Linked DNA regions of Homo sapiens: region 2 is linked to region 1. Evidence: chromatin loops called from intact Hi-C (ENCODE). Cell type or tissue: gastrocnemius medialis. All regions are shown on one strand. Links, peaks and the distances in the headings refer to the core of each region. The heading gives the core; the rest is flanking DNA. Region 1 has its middle 22 kb from the start of EEPD1. Region 2 overlaps EEPD1 (endonuclease/exonuclease/phosphatase family domain containing 1).

The links. Peaks named below come from ENCODE experiments on the same cell type or tissue, not always from the same donor. Only the 100,000 strongest peaks of a DNase experiment are listed, where the experiment ranks them.
Region 2: a loop joins it to region 1, with 7 times the contacts of the local background. A loop is called at or near these places in 2 of 110 quality-filtered maps.

What each region holds. Positions count from the first base shown.
Region 1 is chr7:36,125,498-36,136,854 of GRCh38, reverse strand. No RefSeq gene overlaps it. Among named protein-coding and RNA genes, the nearest start is that of EEPD1, 22 kb to the left of the region's middle. In gastrocnemius medialis, for the core only: CTCF peaks have their summits at 8,109 and 8,309; DNase peaks (open chromatin) are centred at 5,654, 7,484, 8,044, 9,544 and 1 weaker place; H3K4me3 peaks cover 1,075 bases; H3K27ac peaks cover 5,613 bases.
Region 2 is chr7:36,201,966-36,213,322 of GRCh38, reverse strand. All of the region lies in intron 2 of EEPD1 (endonuclease/exonuclease/phosphatase family domain containing 1), which reads right to left. Among named protein-coding and RNA genes, the nearest start is that of EEPD1, 54 kb to the right of the region's middle. In gastrocnemius medialis, for the core only: a CTCF peak has its summit at 5,356; DNase peaks (open chromatin) are centred at 2,582, 3,633 and 5,292; H3K27ac peaks cover 6,288 bases.

The DNA.
Region 1 (11,357 bases), core at 2,075-10,074:
AACATTTGAGTGTTACCATGTGGCGACATAGGAATATAAAAATGAAAAAGGTTGGCTTTTGCCCCACGTATCATTGACTATCTCTGGAGTAAATGAACAACAGAATAACAAATAATGGAAAGGGTATGGGGATAGGGAAGGAAAAGTGCTGTGGTTTGAATGTTTGTGTCCTCCAAAACTCACATTGAAATTTGATTCTCAATGTGGCAGTATTAGGAGGTGAGGCCTTTAAGAGGTGATTGTGGCATCAGTGAAACCCTGTCTGTACTAAAAATCAAAAAATTAGCCTGGTGTGTGGTGGGAGGCTGTAGTCCCAGCTACTTGGGAGGCTGAGGCAGGAGAATGGCCTGAACCTGGGAGGTGGAGCTTGCAGTGAGCCGAGATGGCACCACTGCACTCCAGCCTGGGCGACAGAGTGAGACTCCGGCTCAAAAAAAAAAAAAAAAAGAAGTGATTGTGTCATGAAGGCTCTGTCCTCATGCTTAGATTAATCCATTAATGAATGAATGGGTTAATGGGCTAATGGATTGTCACAGGAGTGACATTAGTAGCTTTATCAGAGGAGAAAGAGAAATCTGAGCTTGCATGCTCATTCCCCTGTGATGAGATGCCCTGAGCTGCCTTGGGACCCAGCAGAGTCTCCACCAGCAAGAAGGTTCTTGACAGATACAGCTCCTCAACCTCCTCAGCCTCCAGAACTGTAAGAAATAAATTCCTTTTTTTAAAATAAGTTACCCACTTTTGGAATTCTGTTATAAGCAACAAAAAATGGACTAAGATGGAGAGAATCACTGCCTTTGGGACAAATATGGAAGCAGTCAGTCTTGAGGAGTCAGGTTAGGTTACTGATGTTCTGCTGAGTCCCATCACAGGAACCCACCATCCCTGCCACCCACTGCCTCTCCTGAGGAGAGCTGGTGGCCAGAGGCCTGCTGACCGGGCTACCCCGGGAGGCTGCCACCAACCTCAAAAAGCTGTCTGGTCAGGGCGGCCAGCCCACAAGTTCGCCAGGCCCTTGTAATGTGCCTATTCCCCCAAAATAGAGTGATCAGTCTGGTTCCTTCAAAATTTGAACTGGAGGCCACAGAGGGGAGGCAGTTAGCAGGTGGCTGAAGATGAAAGAATGTCTAAGGAGGTGTGGGGGTATTTTGAAGGGTCCTGGGCAAGCCAGGGAAGAAAGGGGGCAGTATGAGTGAGCTAGAGAACAGCAAGGAAGGAGACCAGCAGGTGGTGTGGAAGGAAGAAGTCAGGCAACAGCACAACCACCCCCTTTTCTGGTTTCTGGGGGGAGCTGGCTTCATCATAGCTCCTGATGGTACATTTCTGAGAGGCCCATCTCCCCCAAAGTAGCCACCCCCACCCCCACTCTCCCTACTTGAGCAAGCCTGAGAGGGGCTCTTTTCTTGGTTACTAAAAGAAGCTAACTCTGTTTTTTAAGTTGAGGTAAAATATGTGTATATATACATTATATACATATACATTATGTTACACATATACATAACATAAACTACCATTGTAACCATGTTTAAGTGTAGAGTTCAGTGGCATTAAGAACATTTATATTGTGTAATCACAACTACCATCCATCTCCAGAACTTTTTACGTTTTCCCAAATAGAAACTCTGCACCTATTAAACAGTAACACCCCATTCTCCCTCCCCCAACCCCTGGCAGCCATCATTTTACTTTCTGTCTCTATGAATTGGACTATACTAGGTACTTGACTGAAGTGGAATCAAACAGTATTTGTCTTTTGGTGTCTGGGCTATTTCCTTTAGCATAAAGTCCTCAAGATGCATGCATGTTGTAGCATGTGTCAGAACCCTCTTTGTAAGGCTGAAAAATATCCCATTGTATGCAGAGACCACATTTGGTTTATCCATTTATCCATCAATGGACACTTGGTTGCTTCCACTTTTTGGCGATTTGAATAATGCTGCCATGAACATGGGTATACACATATCACTCTGAGACCCTGCTTTCGGTTCTTTTGGACATATACCCAGAAGTCGATTTGCTGGAGCAAATGGTAATTTCTATGCTTAATTTTGTGAGAAACTTCCTTGGTGTTTTCCACAGTGGCCACACTATTGTATCTTCACATCAACAGTGCACAATTTCTCCACATCCTCACCAACTCTTGTTATTTTCTGTTTTTGTTTTTTGATAGTAGCAAGAGTCTCTCTTTTAGTAGAGGCTCTGTCTTCCATGTGGTCACCGTTGTTCTTTTTCTCAGTTTTTCTTCATGCCGAGTGGGCGTCAAGTCAGGACAGAAGTTCTGCTCTCTTCCTTCTGCCCTCAGAAAGTTGCCCTTGACTCTGAGGCACCACTTGAAAGATCAGACTCTGTGTGTTTCTCAGGATAGGCAGAGCTCAGACCTTGATGGTGGCGGGAGGTGCGGGGAGTGGCCCCTGTGCAGCCCCCTGCCCCTGTACTGGCATGGAGTAGCAGATACAGGAAAACATATGATTCCCTCAGACCACATCCTTCCCCCTTGCTGCCTGGGGTCTGATGTCTCCATCCCAGAGTGCCCCTTCCCAGGGCCGTGACTCTGCAAGGCTTGAGGGTCCCTAACACACCTCCTCCCTTCCCCATCTGCCCTCTAACAGAGTACTGGAAAAAGCAGGGGCTGCTGAGTGGTGAAAATGTGAGCACTAACTGAGGTCTGAGAAGATGAGGTGTCCGAGTAGCCCTTCTTTGGGGTTTTATCCTGGCTCTCAGCTTTGGGTGCACTGCCATCTCCGGCTTATGCCACAGGGAGCCTCTACAGGCAGAGGTAGGTCAGGATTCCCAGGCACTCAGGCTTCCTCTTCCACTCTCCACACTTCCCAAACAGGCTTTTCAGAATGTAAGCCCCATGGGGACAGGGGGTGTCCCATTCTGTTTACTAACTCACTGCTAGCACCTGCTGGATGCCTGGCACAAAAGGCACAGTTTTAATCAAACACTTTTGATACGTCATTAACACATTAAAGTGAGTAAAAATCACTGTGTTCTTTTTTTCCCTCTTCCTCCATAAATGTCCATCTCCGTAGTTTAGTTGTTTTTTTTTTTAATCAACCGAAGTCCATAGTTTACATTAGGATTGATTTTTGGTGTTGTGCGTTCTGTGGGTTTGGACGAATGTATATGTGTATAGTGACATGTCCACCATTGTGGTATCATGTAGAACAGGTTCACTGCGCTGAAAGTTCTGACTATTCATTCCCCTATTCCTCCCTGCTAACTCCTGGCAACCCCTGATCTTTTTACTCTCTCCACAGTTTTGCCTTTTCCAAAGCGTCATATACCTGAAATCATAGAGTATCATCCTTTTCATATTGGCATCTTTCTCTTGGTAATATGCATTTAAGGTTCCTCCATATCATTTCAGGGCTTGATAGCTCATTTCTTTTTAGCACTGAATAATATACCATTGTTTGGATTTATCAGTTTATTTATCTGTTCACCTACTGAAGGACATTTGGGTTGCTTCCAAGTTTTGATAATTATGGATAAAGCTGGAATAAACGTCTATGTGCATGTTTTTGTATGGATAAAAGTTTTTAACTCATCTGGGTAAATATCAAGGAGCATGATTGCTGAATCATTTGGTAAGACTGTGTTTAGTTTTGTGCAAAACTACAAAACTGTCTTCCAAAGTGGCTGTACCACTTTGCATTCCCACCAGCGGTAAGCGATGGTTCCTGTTGCTCCATATCCTCACCAGCATTTGGTGTCGTCAATGTTACAGATTTTGGTCATTCTAATAGGTGTACAGTGATATCTTGTTTTAATTTGCATTTCCTGGATTATATGTAATGTTGAGCACCTTTACATGTGCTTATTTGCCATTTGTACATCTTCTTTGGTGAGGTGTCTGTTCAGCTCTTTTGCCCATTTTTAAATTGGGTTTTTGATTTTGCAATGTTGAGTTTTAAGAGTTATTTGTGTATTTTGAATAAGTCCTTTATATGATGTCTTTTGCAAATAGTTTCTCCAGTCTGTGGCTGGTCTTCTCACTCTCTTGACACTTTTCATTTTAGTGCAGCAATAAAATCAACAGAAGGCTCCCTATAATGTGGAGAATTTTATCCAGTGGTGTCCACCACAATTACTTGATGAGAGTTTTGAAAATTTTACATTTGAGTTCCACCTGTGAGATTCCTGTTCAATACATTTGAAATGAGATCCAGGATACCTTTTATTTATTTATTTTGTTTTTGTTTTTGAGATAGAGTCTCACTCTATCACCCAGGCTGGAGTGCAGTACCACAATCTCGGCGCACTGCAACCTCCATCTCCTGGGTTCAAGCGATTCTCGTGCCTCAGCCTCCCAAGTAGCTGGGATTACAGGCGCCCGCCACCACACCTGGCTAATTTTTGTATTTTTCAGTAGAGATGGGGTTTTGCCATGTTGACCAGGCTGGTCCAGAACTCCTAACCTCAGGTGATCCACCTGCCTTGGCCTCCCAAAGTGCTGGGATTACAGGCGTAAGCCATGGCGCCCGGCCTCAGGATACCTTTTAAAAGCTTCCTTGGTGATTATAATGAGTAGCTGCGATAGGAACCATGACATTAAGAGTTGGAAAGACAACCCCATTATGACACGGGGGCTGCCTACTTGGCCTTCCTATATGCCCTGTCCCACAGCTCCATCTGAAGGCCAAATGACACCCAGAGCTCTATAATTCACTGCTAATTGGACATAACCTGTCATCTCAAATTTCACCTCTTTCGAGCTAAACCCATAAATGTCCCCATCTCCATCCAGAAAACCGCTCCACCTCTGAGCTTCCTGTCTTTGGAAGGTGGCGATTCTAATCTTCCAGTTGGCTAAACTCTTTTTATTTATTTTTATTTATTTATTTATTTTTTGAGACAGAGTCTTGCTCTGTCGCCCAGGCTGGAGTGCGGTGGCGTGATCTCAGCTCACTGCAAGCTCTGCCTCCCGGGTTCACGCCAGTCTCCTGCCTCAGCCTCCCGAGTAACTGGGACTACAGGCACCTGCCACTGCGCCTGGCTAATTTTTTTTTTGGCTAAACTCTTAAAGTCAAATTGGATTCCCCTCTCTCTCAGGCAAATCTAATCTATCAGCAATCCCTGGTGGCTCCAGCTTTAAAATACATCCAGAATCTGACCTCTTCCCTGCTTCCACTGCCTTGGCTACACCAGGTCTCTCGACTTCTGTTTTGTCTCTTCCAATCTGTTCTCATCTCTAACCCACAGTGCAGTCAGATCGTGTCCTTCTCTGCTCACCACCTTCCAATGGCTCCCATTCACTCAGAGTAAAAGCCCAAGTCTTCACGATGGCCTATAACATCCCTCACAATCTGCGGTATCCCCTGCTCCACCCCTGTAGCTCTCCTCCCGGGTCCTTCCAGCCACACGGGCCCCTTTAAAGGACCTGGAACACACAAGGCCTCAGAGACTTTGTACTGTTGTTCTCTCCTCCTGGAATTCTCTTCCCATAGAGAGCCACCGGGCTGGCTTCCTCATGTCCTGTAGGTCTTCAGAGCCACCCTGAATAAAATTTCAAACCTCCTACCCCCTCTGCCAACATCGCATCTTTATTTTTCTCGTAAGGATGCAACACTGGTTACACTCCATGCTGACTTGCTTGTTTATTTCTGTCTGGCCCTTCCCACTGGATGCCAATGCCATGAGGGCAGGGATATTGGTTTCCTCTGTTTGCTGCAGAGCCCCAGATCCTAGAACGGGGCCTAGTGTATAGTGGGTCTTATCCTCAGCAACTCCTCCCCACCTCTCTACCTCTCTGTTACATCTCTGTCTCACAAGTCCTGAGGCATCTTCCTTTTTACTGTCTCTCATCTCCACCTTCTCTACTTGGTCTCCATTGGCCAGAACTATTGCTAAAAGCCTGAGGTCTCCTCCCATTCAGTGCCTTGTCACAGCAGCCAAAGGTCTGCAGGTCTTTCTAAAAGGCAGATCTGCGGCAGTTCCTCAGATACCCCTTAACTCTCGGGACCCTGTTCAAACTTCCTGGCTTAAAACACAAGGTTTCTGCTGATGCAGCCCCAAGATGCTTCTGCAGCCCCGTGTCGGGCCCCCCATCACCTCCATGCTTTGTGAACTGGGCTGGTTTTCCTCTCCTTGCCTTTGCACATGCTGTTCCTTCTGCCTGGCGCGCCACCCTCACTTCCTGTACCCTCCCTTCCTACTCTGCATCCAGGAAGCTCTGATTTAGCCTTCAAATTCTAGCTGATGGAACCTGCTTCAAGCAGCCTCCCCAGACCCCCAGGCATATGTATCTATATAAACCCTCTCTCTATATATAAGCAATATATATATTGCTCCCCTAACTCCTTGGGCAGACTTCAGCAGTACAATCCTGCACCACAGCCAGTTATTTGCTTGTCTGTCTCCATCATTAGTCCAAGTTCTCTGCATGCCTAGGCCTGGCACACAATAGAGACTCTGTATATGTTTCCTGGGTGAATAAATCTCCGGAAACATGGAACAGTGGCCCAACTCTGCAATAATGCTCCAAATGTACATGGCACTTTTGCCAGCTAATGAACTCACTGTTTATTAGTAGCAAGAATGTTCCAGAGTGTGTCATGGCAGGAGCACCTGAACACTGGGACAGAGGAGAGAGCTACCTGTCAGGGGTCCCAGTGGCTCCAGTGGGACTGGCTAAACTGCCTCCAATATTTATACTCTCTGTTTTTGTGGGTGTATGTACATATATGTAAATATATTAAAATATGTCCATGTATTTATATGCATTTACAAATAAATATGTTCTACACACCTGTATCTCTATGTGATTGCAGGTCTTGGAGGCATCCTTGGGGTTTGGCTGGCTGGCTACTCTCTGCTGGCCTCATAGACTCCTATACTTGGTTGAGCCTTCTGCCTTCAGGCAGGTGAAGGGATCGACCATCCAAAAGGATAATGTGGTCACTTTTTCCCAAAGTCTATAGAACTGAAGTCTTTACTCAGATGTATGTTTCTAATATGTAGGGCCATGCCTCAAAATTTCTTCTTGTTAATTTAACTCCACTTTCCTCTGTAGTCATAGAAGACCCCTGATCAATATTTTCATGGAAAAATTCTGATACGTTGGAGACAGTAATTACATATATCACATTAGCCATTTTTAACCTTTCCCCCCAAATTGCCTTTGTGATTTAGAATAATGATTTAATTTGACATCTACTGAGTGTGTAGTTCATTCATTCATTTAGAGACTCCACTGATCATTCAGCAAATGCTCACTGGGTGTCTACTCAGTAGGGGTGATACGTGATGTACAAGTAAACAAATCAATAAAACGTTTGAATAATGATAAATGCTGTGAAAAAAATAAAATGTGCCCATGTGACAGAGTGCAGGGACAAGGGGGTTATTGCAAATACGATGGGCGGGAGCACATCTTGGCAGAGGTGACATTAGAAATGAAACCTGATGCTAAAATGAGCCAGCCTCAGGTGCCCTTGCCGAGCGCCCTGTCCCCCACCCTCCCCTGCACATGCTCCACTGACTGCGGCTGTTTATTTGTGCATTTGTCTATTTGTCTCCATGTCACCCAAGACCTGGCTCCCGGGGCCCGGCCCAGATGTGGCCCACCCTCATATCCACGTGCAGTGTTTGGTAAATGGGTGGAGTTCAATACATGTTTGTAGCGCTGTTGAACAACAATGACTCAACCACAAAGTAGATAGTGGCCAGTCATATGATGGAAGGTCACAGTGCTATGATGAAGAAATGAATTTCTGGAACCAGCTGAAAACTATATTTGAACTGTTGGGTTACCAATTAATAATTCTCAGGAAAGAAAAATAAACATATACTGTCAGGAAGGATTTAGAGGACATTACGGGGGGTGGGGAGTCGTAATGATTTGGAACACTGCTAAAAATAACATTTTAATGTCTTCGCTGCTAATTCCATCATCCTTGTTCCAGAAGCTGTGGCTGTCCACAGCTAGAAGGGCTTTGTACTCTGAGCACGGTGAGGCTACAAAGCCTTCTATACTTTAAAGTGTGGCCAGAGCTCATCACAGCGCCAGAGTTGGCAGATGAGAAAGCCATGTTTATTGAGCCGGCAAAACTGCCAAGTGTGTGACTCAGCCCGTGGGAACCTGGTGTGCCTGCCGGTGCAGCCAGCGTCCAAAGAACAGGCACACTCCCAAAGGGGTCTGTGAAGGCGGACCATTGGTATATGTTGCCTCTGAGGACCCAGGCATCTAACAAAAATTCCAGAAATATAATTCAGTAATTCTCATCCAAAATCCCATCAGTTGGCTCACCCAGGGAGTTATTTTTGTATCAATAACAAATACCCTTGTGGTAATTCCAGATATCTGAGCCCTAGTGGTGGCTTTCAGAACTGCCATAAAAAACTTTTGGTTAATATTTATCAAGTGCTGATTATGTGTAGATGCTGGGCTAAGTGTATGTTTTATCCTTATCTTTGTTAATTCTCATGGCAAACCTATGAGGCAGGTATTATTATGAACTTCATTTTACAGAAGGGGCAAAATGAGACTCAGTGAGGTTTAAAAATTTGGCCGAAGGGCTCACAGTGTTGGGGGTGGGGGATGCATTTGTCCTCCGATCAGGGAGTGGATATGTTTAGCAAAGTTGCCTGCTGTTGCTAGGATTCATTCTATACTAATCCTATAGGCAAATGTGAAACAACAATGATACACATTTATACAGCGACAATATTAACCTATAGTGCTCATTACTGAAATTGAGGCACTGTTTTGAATCCTTCTTTGGGGGATTCCAGACTTTGTGCTTGAAAAATAAAATCCATTGAGAATACACTGAGTACCCTGTTATGATAATAATAGCATTTAACATTTATTGAACACCTACTGGGGGGCCGAAATGGAATTTGAATCCAGGCAATCTGACACCAAAATACATTTTCTTAATCACTAGGCTAGAGGTCCTCAAAGTTTGGCCTGGCTATTCCCGAGGCCTTTCCAGGGGATCCACAAAGTCAAAACTATTTTCACAATAATATTAAGATATGATTAGCCTGTTTCTCCCCCATTCTCTCATGAGCCTGCAGTGGCGTTTTCCAGAGGCTGGGTGATGTGTGATAGTGTAACAGATGGAATGCAATCTTCTAGAAAGCCAGACATTCAGGAGATTTACAAAAATGTAAAAGTGATGCTTAGTCAATTTTTTAAATTTAGAAAACAAAAAGTGTTGATTTTCATTATTTTTAATAAATTACCAAATAAATATTAAAGAATATGTTTAGTTTTAATTTGTAATGTTGGTAGATGTAATCCAGGAACGTTCTCTAGGGTCCTCAAGTGGTTTTCAGTGGTATAGCAGGCTCTCGAGACCATAAGGTTTGAGAACAGCTGCACTAGGCAGTATTCCCTTCCTGGTGTGGCTGGCTCAGGTGCCCACCCAAAGCCCAGCCTTCTTCTAGAGCTCATGGGCCATGCTGGTGCCTCCATCAGGCCTCACCTCACCCCACCTCAGTGAGGCATCCTCAGGAGAGCTCCTTCTGGGCATCCCAGCTCCATGTGGCAGAAAGGCTGAGAGGGACCTGCTCTTCTGAGTGAGTCACAGATGTCATTTTCCACCAGGGGCTGAGCTCCACCCTCTGTTCTTAAACCTCTGTGTTTCGTACCACAGCTGCCTATTTATAAATCTCATATGATGAGGCCAACAGCTCTCTTCAAGAGCTCTCCGTGGAGGGGGCTGTGTGGAAAGTGGTAAGTTCACTGTCACTGGAGATTTTCACAATGAAAATCTGTGACAAGCAGGGTGAGAGCCTGTTGGGAGTGCTGTGGATGAGATTCTGGAAACAAAAGACTTAGCCACATTTTCTGAGATCCCATCTAAGTGAAAGCCCTGACTATTGACAAAGCCAGGGGACATTATTGCTGATGAAACCAATCAGGCAGTGATACTTTTACACCCAGTGAGTTCTAGGGAGTGGCATTCATGAAGAGGCTTGCACTACATCCAGACCCTGAAGCATCTGCAGGCTACTGCCTTGTCTGCCAAGGCGTTGGAGAAACCATGGCGTGAACACCACCAGAAGTTAAGCCTGAGCCTTTAATAAGCAGATCGGGTGAGTGGACGGAGCATGGAACTCTGAGATGAGGGAAAGTGAATGCTGCTGGGTTCTTTGCATGGCTGTGGCCATTCTAGCTGGGCTGGGTTTCCTTCTCTGTGCTCTAACTCCTCATGACTATTCATGAGGCCCTGTGTTGACATCACTCTTTGCAGCACACACACACACACACACACACAATACAGGTATTTCTACCTGTATTGGCCATTAAGAATTTTGTGATGAGCAAGTGGGACTGAATGGTCCCCAGTGACTTGCCCAGTGGAGTGGCAGAACAAGTGTCCAGCAGAGCCTAAATTCGAGCCATGCTTCCTGGGTTCAGAACTCTTTCCACCACACCACAGCCTGCTCACTGACACCTGAAGAGGCCACCCCCTGTGAACACGAAGGAATGAATGTTCTCTTGGCCTGGCCCAGGCAAGATATCTCCTATGCCCCCCAGCTCTAAGACTCTGGGCACCTCACAGGGACCCAGTAATCCCCTGGCCCTGGAACCTGTGACATTATCCGAAAGCCAGTGCCTGGATAAGAGGAAATAGCAAGGTGCATCCAGATACCTGCAAGCAGGCAAAGAGGAGGGATAGGAGGCAGCGAACTCACATGGTTGAATCCTTTATATTGGCAGGCACTGTACTAGACATTTTATTTTATTTTATTATTTTTTATTATACTTTAAGTTCTAGGGTACATGTACACAACATGTAGGTTTGTTACATAGGTATACATGTGCCATGGTGGTTTGCTGCACCCACCGACTCGTCATTTACATTAGTTATTTCTCCTAACACCATTGCTCCCCCAGGCCCCCACCCACAACAGGCCCCGGTGTGTGATGTTCCCCTCCCTGTGTCCATGCGTTCTCATTGTTCAACTCCCACTTATGAGTGAGAACATGCAGTGTTTGGTTTTCTGTCCTTGTGATATTTTGCTGAGAATGAGGGTTTCCAGGTTCATCCATGTCCCTGCAAAGGACATGAACTCATCCTTTTTTATGGCTGCATAGTATTCCATGGTATATATGTGCCACATTTTCTTTATCCAGTCTATTATTAATGGACATTTGCATTGGTTCCAAGTCTTTGCTATTGTGAATAGTGCCACAATAAACATACATGTGCATGTGCCTTTATAGTAGAATGATTTATAATCCTTTGGTATGTATCCAGTAATGGGATTGCTGGGTCAAATGGTATTTCTAGTTCTGGATCCTTGAGGAATCGCCACACTGTCTTCCACAATGGTTTAACTAATTTACACTCTCACCAACAGTATAAAAGCTCCTATTTCTCCACATCCTATTTCTC
Region 2 (11,357 bases), core at 2,288-10,287, 76 kb before region 1:
ACTATTCTTGAACGCCCCCATTCCCCACTTCATCCACCACATCTAAAAAGCCACCAGTGCCAGTTAATTCCATCCACTCAACCACCTCCTGAATGTGTCATAATATATTAGGTTAGCTTCTCCATATCCAGAGCCATGCTTTCTATTTATTTATTTATTTTTATTTTTTGGAGTTGGAATCTTGCTGTGTTGCCCATGCTGGAGTGCAGTGGTACGATCTGGGCTCACTGCAACCTCCGCCTCGCAGGTACAAGCCATTCTCCTGCCTCAGCCTCCCAAGTAGCTGGGATTACAGGCGTATGCCACCATACCTGGCTAATTTTTGTATTTTTAGTAGAGACAGGGTTTCATCATGTTGGCCAGGCTGGTCTTGAACTCTTAACCTCAGGCGATCTGCCTGCCTTGGCCTCCCAAAGTGCTGGGATTATAGGCGTGAGCCACCTCACCCGGCCACAGCCATGCTTTCTTAAGGTATACTTTTGTTAATGATGATAAAATATATGCTTGTTATAGGAAATTTTGAAAATACAAATAATAAATTTAAAATAACCACTGTTTACATACTGGTATATTCCTACATGTACATGTGTCTTTGTGTCTTATATTTAGAAACTGCAATCATATCATGAATACATACGGTAGATGGTTACACAGTGGCCCCCTAGTACTCACCTCTTGTGTAGTCGGCTCCCACTGAGTCTGGGCTTGGCCATGTGACTTCCTTTGGCCAATGGGACATTAGCAAGCATGATGCAAACAGAGGTTAAGAACCACTACATTAAATAACCTTAAAAAATATTTTTAATGGTTATATTGTATTCTGGTGTATATGTACTATAATTTACTGTTTCCTCTATTGCTGGGTATTTAATTTTTTCACATTTTTCTGACTTATGATTAATGAATATCTTTGCATATATATGGGATGCATTTCTGACGATCTCCTTAAGCTGGATTTCCAGAGGTGGACCTATTGGGTCAAAAGATTTGTACATAGTTAAGCCTCTTCAAACTGTGTGACAGAAAAGCTATTTCTAGCTACACTCCCCCCAGCAATTTAGAAATGTATCTTTCTTAACACAGTCCCCACTGGGTTACTTCATAGAGGAAAACTGACATCTCATTTTACTTTGCATTTGTTTGATTACCCGTAAGTTAAACATTTCCCCTATAGCTACTTGGCTGCATGTATTTCTTCTGTGCAGGTTCTATATCTTTCCTTTGGCTAATTTTTCTATTGAGATATAAATGACCTTCCCTTTAGATTTATGTAAGTAATTTCTATATTACAGGCTTTAAACATTTTTTTCTGTCACTTGAGGCAATTTTTCTACATTAACTTTACATTTTGTTTCTAATGCTTGTGATACACAAAAGTTAATTTTTTTTTTTTTTTTGAGATGGAGTCTCGCTCTTGTTGCCCAGGCTGGAATGCAGTGGCGCAATCTTGGCTCACTGCAACCTCCACCTCCCGGGTTCAAGCTATTTTCCTGCCTCAGCCTCCTGAGTAGCTGGGTTTACAGGCGCTTGCCACCACGCCTGGCTAATTTTTGTACTTTTAGTAGAGACAGGGTTTCGCCATGTTCGCCAAGCTGGTCTCAAACTCCTGACCTCAGTTGATCCGCACGCCTTGGCCTCCCAAAGTGCTGGGATTACGGGTGTGAGCCACCACGCCCAGCCACAAAAGGTAATTTTTAAAAGTAGTCGAACCCACTGCTCTTTCTTCTTTCTGATTTTTTTCTCAGGGTTTTGTGCTTAAAAAGACAACCCTTCCCTAGAAAAGAAGATACCCTCATATATTTTCTTAGTTTTTCTTAGAATTTGAAATGTCTAGTTGGAATTTATTCTGATAAATGTTGTGAGGAGAGGATCTAATTTTTTTTCATCGGTCATTTACTAAATTATCCTTCTTGTCTCCCTACTAATTTGTGCCGCTGCTTCACCATCTATTAAATTCTCATAAATGCTAGGGTTGGCTCTGGAGTTATTATGCTGTTCCTTTAATCTGTATCTCTACTCAGACACCAATTGCTATTTTAACACTGCGCATGTATAGCATGTTTTACTATCATGCTATTCATTCAACAGTTATTTACCATGCCACAGAATGTGCCAGGTATAGTTCTGGGCACCGAAGGGCACCGAAGATACTGCCAGTGAACCAGGCAAGGCGCTTCTGTCTTGCTTCCCTTTCTGGTGTGGGGTGAATGAAGGTTGAACAAGCAACAACATCTGTTGACTCTGTGTGACAGGCTCGTGAGGCTCTTTTCATGTCACATTACAACAGCCCTATGACATAGACACTGTTATTCCCATTACATAGATGAGGAAAACTGATGCCTAGATGGGCACACAGCAGTAAGGGGTGAAGCCAGATGCAAATGCAGGCAGCTCAGGTCAGAGCCTATGCTCTGAGCCACCACACTATAAATAAAGTGTGTAATTCAGATGAAAATAGAGGAGAAGAAATGACAGGAACAAGTGTTAGGAGATGGGGTGGTCAGGGAAGGCTTCCTGGAGAAGCCATTTGAGCAGAGGCCACAAGAACATCACAAGAACAAGTGAGTCATGAGAAAGGAAAAGGTCTACGCGGAGGCAGCAGCAAATGCGCAGGTGGGAAGAAGCTTGATGTTTTCTAGGAGGAGAGGGAAGGCAGGACAGCTGGAGCTGGGAGAGCAAGAGAGTGAGGGAGGAGGTGTCAAAGGCCAGCCAGGCAGGCCACACAGGTCCCAGGGAAGGGCTCAGGTTTATTCTAATAGCCGCAGGATGACAGAAGCAGCCAGGATTTGATTCATGTTTTAAAAAGACAGCTCTGGAAGGTATGCAGGGAACAAGCTGAAGGAGACATCATTATCCTCTTTCATGAAAAAAAATCCTCTCGCTATTTTCAGCTGTCATTCTTTCAGAGGAATCTTAGAACTATTTTGTTGTGTTCCTAAAAATTCCATGGGGATTTCATTGGACTCATATTAAATACCCTTTGCATTGGTTTAGAAGAACTGTCATCTTTATGAAATGTAGTCTTCTCCACCAAGGAATCTGGTTTATTTTTCCTTTTATTCAAATCACTCAAAAAACCCATCAGTAACAAGTTTGAAATTTTCTTTACAAACACTCAACCTGTATTTCTGGGCCCTTATTATCACTTTCCTGCTCTGTTACAACAATTAACTCTTAAAACTGGGGTCCTGCCTTCCCTCCACTTCCCCTACCCACCCACCACCTCATCTCCAGCTGCCTGTCTGCTTTGGAAACCCTCGCTGCCTGCAGGAAGTCCAAACCTGCCTCAACGTCCTCTCCATCCTCCCCCGAGACCTCCTCCACCCTCTAAGGGAGCTTTTCCTCCCTCTGCACTGGCTGGACTCAGTCATCTCCACAGCCAACCAGCACGAGGTGCCTGATATAGTTTGGATGTTTGCCCCCCAACAAATCTCGTGCTGAAATGTGATCCCTAATGTTGGAGGTGGTGTCTATTGGGATATGTGTCTTATATCCCATATACAGAAATGGGATAGTTTCCATATCTGTATTTGGGTCATGCAGGTGGATCTCTCATGAATGGCTTGGTACTCTTCCCACAGTAATGAGTGAGTTCTTGCTCTGGTAGTTCACGCGAGATCTGCCCAGAAACCACATGCAGTCTCCTGATAATTGGCCCTAAACATGTGCAGCCAAACATGTGCAGCCCACATGACTCCTCTGGCCCGCGGTATTCAGTAGTGGCTCTTAATAGCCTCCCATTAAAACCCAGCTACAGGAAAGGATCAGAAATTCACACTAAGTTGACTGGCAAAAACCAGCATCAGCAGAGGAGGGCACATCACACCCCTGCACACCCACGACAGACATCTCTCATCAATAACGGCACACGTGTATATGCCTAGCTCAGGCTTGGCTCTACAATCCTCCTCACAGGGCACCAGGTGGCCCCTACTACAGAAACAGAGCCGGCAATGAGAAAGGAAACCACCTTGCTAGCCTTGACCTATAGAATAACCTACTTTTTTTGTTTTTGTTTTTGCAGAATTAGACACCTGAATCACTAACTGAGTTAGGTTGCTAAGAGACAGTGAGTATAAAATAATGAGTAAACAGCCTTGAAGTTAAACAGACATGGGATCAAAGCTAGTGAGTTACAGCAAGCACTTATGGTATGCTTACCACATGCCCAGTACCATGGCTGGTTTTAACATACATTGCTTAATGTAATCCCACACAACCCCATTGTTATTACCCCCACTTCATAGATGAGAACACTGAGGCACAGAAATGGTTGCACAACTTGTCGAAGGCCAAACACCTGAGGCCTGAGACCAGTCTAGCTCCAGGTCTGCGCTCTACCTCTCCAGGAGAGGTTCCCAAGCTTTAGCGTGCACGGGGATCACCCAGGAGCTTGTTAAACCACAGACTGCTGGACCCCGTTTGAATCCTCATTTCATAGACCATGGGCAGGGCCTGAGAATCTGCATTCCTAACAAGTTCCCAGGTGACGCAGATGCTGCTGTCTGGGAACCACCCTTGAAGCATCACTGCCTCTAATGAGGATATGCTTAGTTGTGTGGAACTCACAGGAATACACAGGAAAAGTACTTAGTACAGTTCCTGTTACAGCATAGAGGACCCACAAGTATTCTTTCTCTTCCCTCTAAACCAAGTGTGTCTCAGGCATCAGCCAACAGAGGGATAGGGGGCCCATCTGCCTTCCTGTTTCTCAAACTCTACCAGACTCCCTGCCTCCAGCATCAGGCACCACTGCTGACCACTCAATTCCAGTGACACAGCACACCCCCAATGCCCAACCACTGAGTATTAAACCACTCTCCACCACACTGTTCCAATGCATCAGCATGGAGACAACTGTCAAAGCCACTGGGCCTGAATTGCATCCACAGCCAAACACTGTGAGGTACACATGCTTAATTCTGCACTTCTAAATGTTAACATCTAAACTGTGCAAATGCTGCTTACTCTTTGTAAAGGGCTGCTGTGAAGCAAATGAGGGAGGGGGAATACAGGATCCAGTTTATTTTTAGCATGAAGTCCTCCTGGTTTGAAAATTTGTCAGTTGAGCAGGCTGCCTGTGCCTCTGGCCCCAGTAAGCCTGCCTACCCCACCCCCATCCAGTCACACAGGAACCAGCATCCCTGCCACCGCAGCCCAGGGTCTCCACTGAACTCAAGTAACCTGGTCCTGTTGGCCCAGGCCCAGGCAGACAGCTCATTTGGGTCACTAGGATTCACACTTCAAAAGGAGGAACACGCTGATGAGATAAAAATAAAAACTGCTGAGTACAGAGGAGGCACCGTTCCTGGAGGGCCGCAGGCTTCAGACTGGCACTGTCTCTGTTCTGCCCTAGTGGTGGCCAATGGCCTGTGTGAACAAAGGCAAGAGACTGGCTCCCTGTCTAGGTTAAAAAAAAAAAAAAAAAAAAAAACTCCTGCACTGAGATTCCAGACAAGCAGCCAGTTCACCTGGGGTTCAAAATCTCCAGGAAATGGTGACTCTTCTTCTAAGACTCGAGGATTACTAAAGTAGAAACACTTTATAAACAGACTTCAAGCACACATCCTTACTGAACTTTAGCATGATGACACAGCAGAATTGTATTCAAAATATTCTGCAGATTTCAAAACCAAAAATGGTAGCTGCACGCAGGAAAGGACCCTGGAATTGAGGTCACCTGATCGAGCAGGTTCTAGGGCTGGAACCCTTCCCACGCTTATCCCCGTCCTAAAGACCTTGCATAAAGAACCACCTTTTCAAGATGAATTGTTGCTTGAGGACTGACCAGCTCAAACTCCTGGGTTCCAGCCCCATCTCCTGTGAACACGTGGTAGGATTTCAAGTAGGTGGCCTAACCTGTCTGGGGTCTAAAATGGACATACCAGGGTCAGAAGTTCTGCCCCAAATGGACTATGTTCAGAACGTGCAGTGCTCCTTCCACCCTCACTTATCTGCCCAGCACAGAGCTCCTCATTCTGTATTTTTCTAATCAAATATCCCTCCTTTGAAGAACATCCCCTGATATCATGGGCAGATTAAAGGTTTCTCATGTGTTGCCGAGCTGCACTCATATTCCCACTACCATTCGAACCACGCTGACATCATGATTTGTTTTCCTCTTCCACTAGAATCCAAACTCTAGGAATGCAGGAGTTGTATGCAAATTAGGGCCTAGCACCTGGCAGACCCTCAATAAATTTTTGCCAAAAGAATGATATCTGCCTGCCTCCCTCATAGAGTTTTTTTTGTTGTTGTTTTTGTTTTTGTTTTTGAGACAGAGTCTCACTCTGTTGCCCAGGCTGGAGTACAGTGGCACGATCTCAGCTCACTGCAACCTCCACTTCCCAGGTTCAAGCAATTCTTCTGCCTCAGCCTCCCGAATAGCTGGGATTACAGGTGCACGCCACCACACCTGGCTAATGTTTATATTTTTGGTAGAGACGGTGTTTCACCATGTTGGCCTGGCTGGTCTCAAACTGCTGGCCTCAGCTGATTCGACTGCCTCAGCCTCCCAAAGTGCTGGGATTATAGGCATGAGCCACTGTGCTCAGCCTCCTCATAGAGTTTTTAGGTGCACAGGAAAACATACCAAAGTGTCCTGTAACTGGAAGGGCCTGTGAAAATGTAAATAATTCTTATTACCTATAACTTATGAAGGTGTAATGCTTTTGTTTTTAATGGCAGATGAATATTAGGAGGACTCTACATGAGATGCAAGGATTTCATGGGCCCAGACAGCATCCTTGCAGCTTTCCAGCCCCACTCTGTAAGGTGCTGAGTGTATGGCTTCTAGTGCTGGTGTCCAATATGGCAGCCATAAGCCACATGTGGCCACTGGGCACCTGAAATACGGCAGATCTGAGTTGAGATGTTGAAGAGTACACAAAAAGAATGTAAAACATTTCCTTAATAGTTTTCATATTGATTATGTGCATAAGTGTTAATATTTTAGATATACTAGATTAAATAAAAAATATTAAAATGACTGTTGTCTGTTTCTTCTTGCCTTTTTAAAAGAAAATTTAAAATTGCATATGTGGCTCACATTGCACACAGCCCCATGGCTGACAGTCCACTGAGAACTGTTCTCTCTGACCTAGCCCTGGAGCCCAAGGAGATTCGCTCATTTCTTGGGATTATTACGATAAAATCCTATGTCTCGGCTAGTGTTTCTGGTCAGGGATTTAGCCCTGTTATCACTCAATCTTCAATCAAGCCCTTTGAACCAGGAAAGCTTCTGTGGGTGGGGCTGGGGCAGTCTGGCTGGCATGGGGCAGTGGCCTACATGTCATCTGGGGCCTGAATGCACACAGGGCCGGTGTGTGAATGGAAGACACAGCGCCCTCAATTCCGCCTGTCCTGCAGCCTGAGCTCATTGTACTTGGCAGATTCCTGTCCTTATTTAGGTCAGTGCCCCCATTACCCCAGAGTCTGAGAGAGAGTTTCTATGGGGTTTTGTCTGTGCCACTCTCTGCTATCCTTGACTCCACTTTGCAGAAAACTCCACTTTGCTGAGGCAGTCACACTTTAAAAATAGCCAGAGACCTGGTTTATGCTTGCTACTCACTCCCCACCTCGCTGCTCACTTTGGGAATTTCTTACCATTTTCAAAAGTTAAATACATAATTAAAAATCCAATGCCATTTCACGTGGGGAAAAATCACATTCTATGCTTTTAACCTGCTCAGTTTTCCAGATCATCACTTAGCACCACGCTTTTACCCCTCCAGATGCAGCGCTGGGACCCAAAACCTGCAGGCTGCATGGGCAAGAACACATGAAACCTTTGCAAAGCTCCAGAGAGGCCAGAAATACTTTACAGGCCACTCCCTTCTCTCCCACCTAAAATGTGGGCCATATCTTTCTCACTGCAAAATCATCACGTTGCAATGACTTAGGGATGATACAATGTGTAAGGAGATGAATCTTTGAAAAGCCTAGAGCAAAACTGTTTCCTTACATTGTTTGTCTATTAAATGATTCTATTTATACAAATAATACATGACTACACTCTCACTGCAAAGAAAAACCCAATAATACAGAAGCGAGTAAGGGACAAAAAGTCTCACATCACTGCCACCTCCAGAACCTCCTTCCGGCTTTTGTTTCTCATGGAATGTGATGCCTGTTTGTGTTGTCTCTATCCTGGTGACCCCCCTCCCTGTCCATCTCACACCTCCCTGAGGGCCAGGTCTCTGAACACACCAACTCCTTCCCTGCTAAAAGTCAGCGTGGTTGACAGTGGGGGAGTGGGAATGAACTGGATACACAGGCCAGTGGTGAGAACAGAAATGAGCCTGGACCATGTCCCTGGCTTTATGCACAGCTAAGCTTTAGCCCTGTCTTATAAGGATTCCAAGATGGTCTTTTCCACCAGTTCCTAGAAGGCAGTGGCCATAATTTATTCATTTCTACATCTCAGTATCAAGCCCAGGATCTCATACCCAGGAAGTCATTAACAGACATCTGCCACACTATCCTAAGGCTCTTTTTTTAAAAAACAAACAAACAAACAAAAACACTGTCACATAGTAATTTCTAGCCACTTCAGAAACTCCGGGAGGCCTTCCGGAATATAGAGGGGGAAGAGGTGCACCCAGGAAGGTGGCAGCTCCAGGCTCTGCAGCCCAGGTGAGCCCGGTCTGTCTGCTAGGCTTAGGGTACCTGCAGGCTTCACTCTGCTGGGATCCTCCTCATCTGTCCCAGGGGCAACTGCAAAAAACTTGGAGGGCCCCTAAATCACATTGGGGCACCCTAAGGGAAGGTCAGTGTCTCACTTAGGTGGGCAGACAACCCACACCCACACAGCCTAATGAGTTTCCTGTAAAAGGGTTTGGCATAGGGCACGGCTCACAGCAAGTCCTACACAAAAGTCCCTCCTCCTTCTCCTCCTCCTCCTCATCATCATTGCTGCTGTTCTTAGATAAATTATTATGCCTTCATCCAATGCAGCCATTGTAAATGCTACTTAAAAGGGCATTTATGGCTGGGCACAGTGGCTCCCAACTATAATCCCAGTGCTTTGGGACGCTGAGGTGGGAGGATCGCTTGAGGCCAGGAGTTTGAGACCAGCCTGGGCAACATAGTGAGACCCTCTCTCCACAAAATTTTTTTTTAATTGGCTGGGTGTGGTGGTGCATGCCTGTAGTCCCAGTTACTCAGAGGGCTGAGATGGGAGGATAACTTGAGTCCAGGGGGTCAAGGCTGCAGTGAACTGTGATCGCGTCACTGCACTCTAGCCTGGGCCACAGAGTAAGGCTCTGTGTCTAAAAAAAAAAAAAGAAAAAGAAAAAAGAAAGAAAGAAAGGGCATTTGACATAGGAAAAGACTGAAATGTTATTGGGTAAAAAAAAAAAAAAGTGGTTTATAAAATTATACATCAGCGTGATCTCCATTCTGTACAAATAAACATTTATTCATGAGCACCGGAGCTAGAGACTGGAAGTACATTTGCTGAGGCACTAACAGCAGCTATTCTGAGTGGTAGTATTTATGGGTGATTCTTTGTCATTATTTTTGCTTTTCTGAATCCACTAAATTTTAACAGTAAATAAACTGTATTCTCTTTATGACACTTTTTCTAACTAAAAAGTGAGAGAATGGCAACTTTCGGCCCACTGCCTAATTTTCATTATACCAATTGGTTGGTTTCTTTTAGCTCCTGCAGACAAGGGTCTGGGGTCTATTTTTATTGCCGTGTTCCTATCCTGCTGCAGATAATGATCACTCCCACAAGGCAGCCTTTAAAAATGACAATGCAGTCTTTCCATAACAGCTAATTACCTTTGAGCCTTTCAGCTGAGTCTAAGAGAGAACTGGGTTTTAAAAACACCAGCCTCTCCTGCACTGGAATCCTGAGGAAGAAAGGATAAACTAAACCGGGCAGGTGTTAATTTAGAGTTTCTGGTGGTTTTCCGCTTTCCCTTGCTTATCTGTTAGAAAGGGAGGGGGAAAGGAAAGAAAATGAACACAAAACAGGAATGGCGACTGCATGGTGTGGGTGTGACCTGCGGTGCCTTTCTGAGCTACTTCCCTTCTGTGTGCAGCCCACTCCCAGAATGCCCTGAACCCAGGCGAAATCCCACACTTCAAAGTTACTGTGTGCCTCCTGCACACTGGCATGGCCCTGCCACGAGGAGCAGCACTGTCATGAGCACCACTTACCATGCAAAAAGGGGGCATTCTGACCCTGCATCTCCAGGCACAAAATTCTTCCCTCTTTGGGAGCCAGAGACCCAAACCCAGAACCCAACACTTATCCCTGACATGTCAAGAGTGGCCACCAGCACATCCCGCCTCACCTGATTAATCCAGGGCAAGGACACAGATGCTGGAAGGAGCCTGCAGGGCCATGACCTCCGCCCTGCCTGTAAGAAGCCGTTGGTTTGACTGTCCTGCTTCAGATGCCAGGCAGGAGCTGGGATCAGTACAGCACACGGTTCAAAAGCTGGGCTCCAAACTCAAGAGAATTCTGGGTTCAAATCCCAGCTCCACGTATAAGCTACATGACCTTGGGCCACATTAGCCTTTGTAAGGTCCAGTGTTCAGGGCCATAAAATGGGGCTAGTGGCGGTTTCACCTTGCAGGGTCATGGTGAAGATTAAACAACGAGAAACATAAAGCACATGGCTTGGTTCTCACGGACACCGAGTCATTCAAGAAACGTTAGCTTAGATTAAAATACAGCCTATTCAGTACCTGAATCAAGCTGAGAATTATTCAGTCTTGCCACAAGCCTCTTATCATTTAAAAGCAATCTGTACAGTTCATTTCCTGTGGACACCCTCGCAGAGCCTGGATGCCAGCTCCAACACCCTCAGAACCAGGCTACAGTCCTGGTTGTGAGTTGCTCTGGCAGCAAAAGTTTACCGTGTGGAGGCCCCAGGCATGCTTCACCCCGGCTAGCGAACAGGATGAGAAACCCAAGTCCCTGCAGAAAATAAGCAGCACCCCCAGGCAAGATCCTGGCCAGGAAACCCCATACAGAGGTCCTGGCTGAAATTCTAGGCTGTCAGCAGGATCTCAGGCCCCTGAAATGTCTGGGGAGAGAACTCCACACAAGGGCCTGACAGGGAATGATGCATGTCCTGCAGATTTTTCTAACCCATCTTCACATTTCTCAGTTCTCACACTGACTCCTATTCAGCCTCCACTGTGGAGGCACACGATGAGAAGGCAAGCTGTTCTTTCACCTGGGAATCAACCTCTATGACAAGTCCTCGAGTGGAGAAAGTCTCAAGCTTGAATCATGAACCACCCAGGAATCTTGCACACGTGCAGTCTTGAGTCTGTGGGTGGGGCCCGAGATTCTGCATTTCCAACAAGCTCTCAGATGATGCTGATGCTGCTGGTCC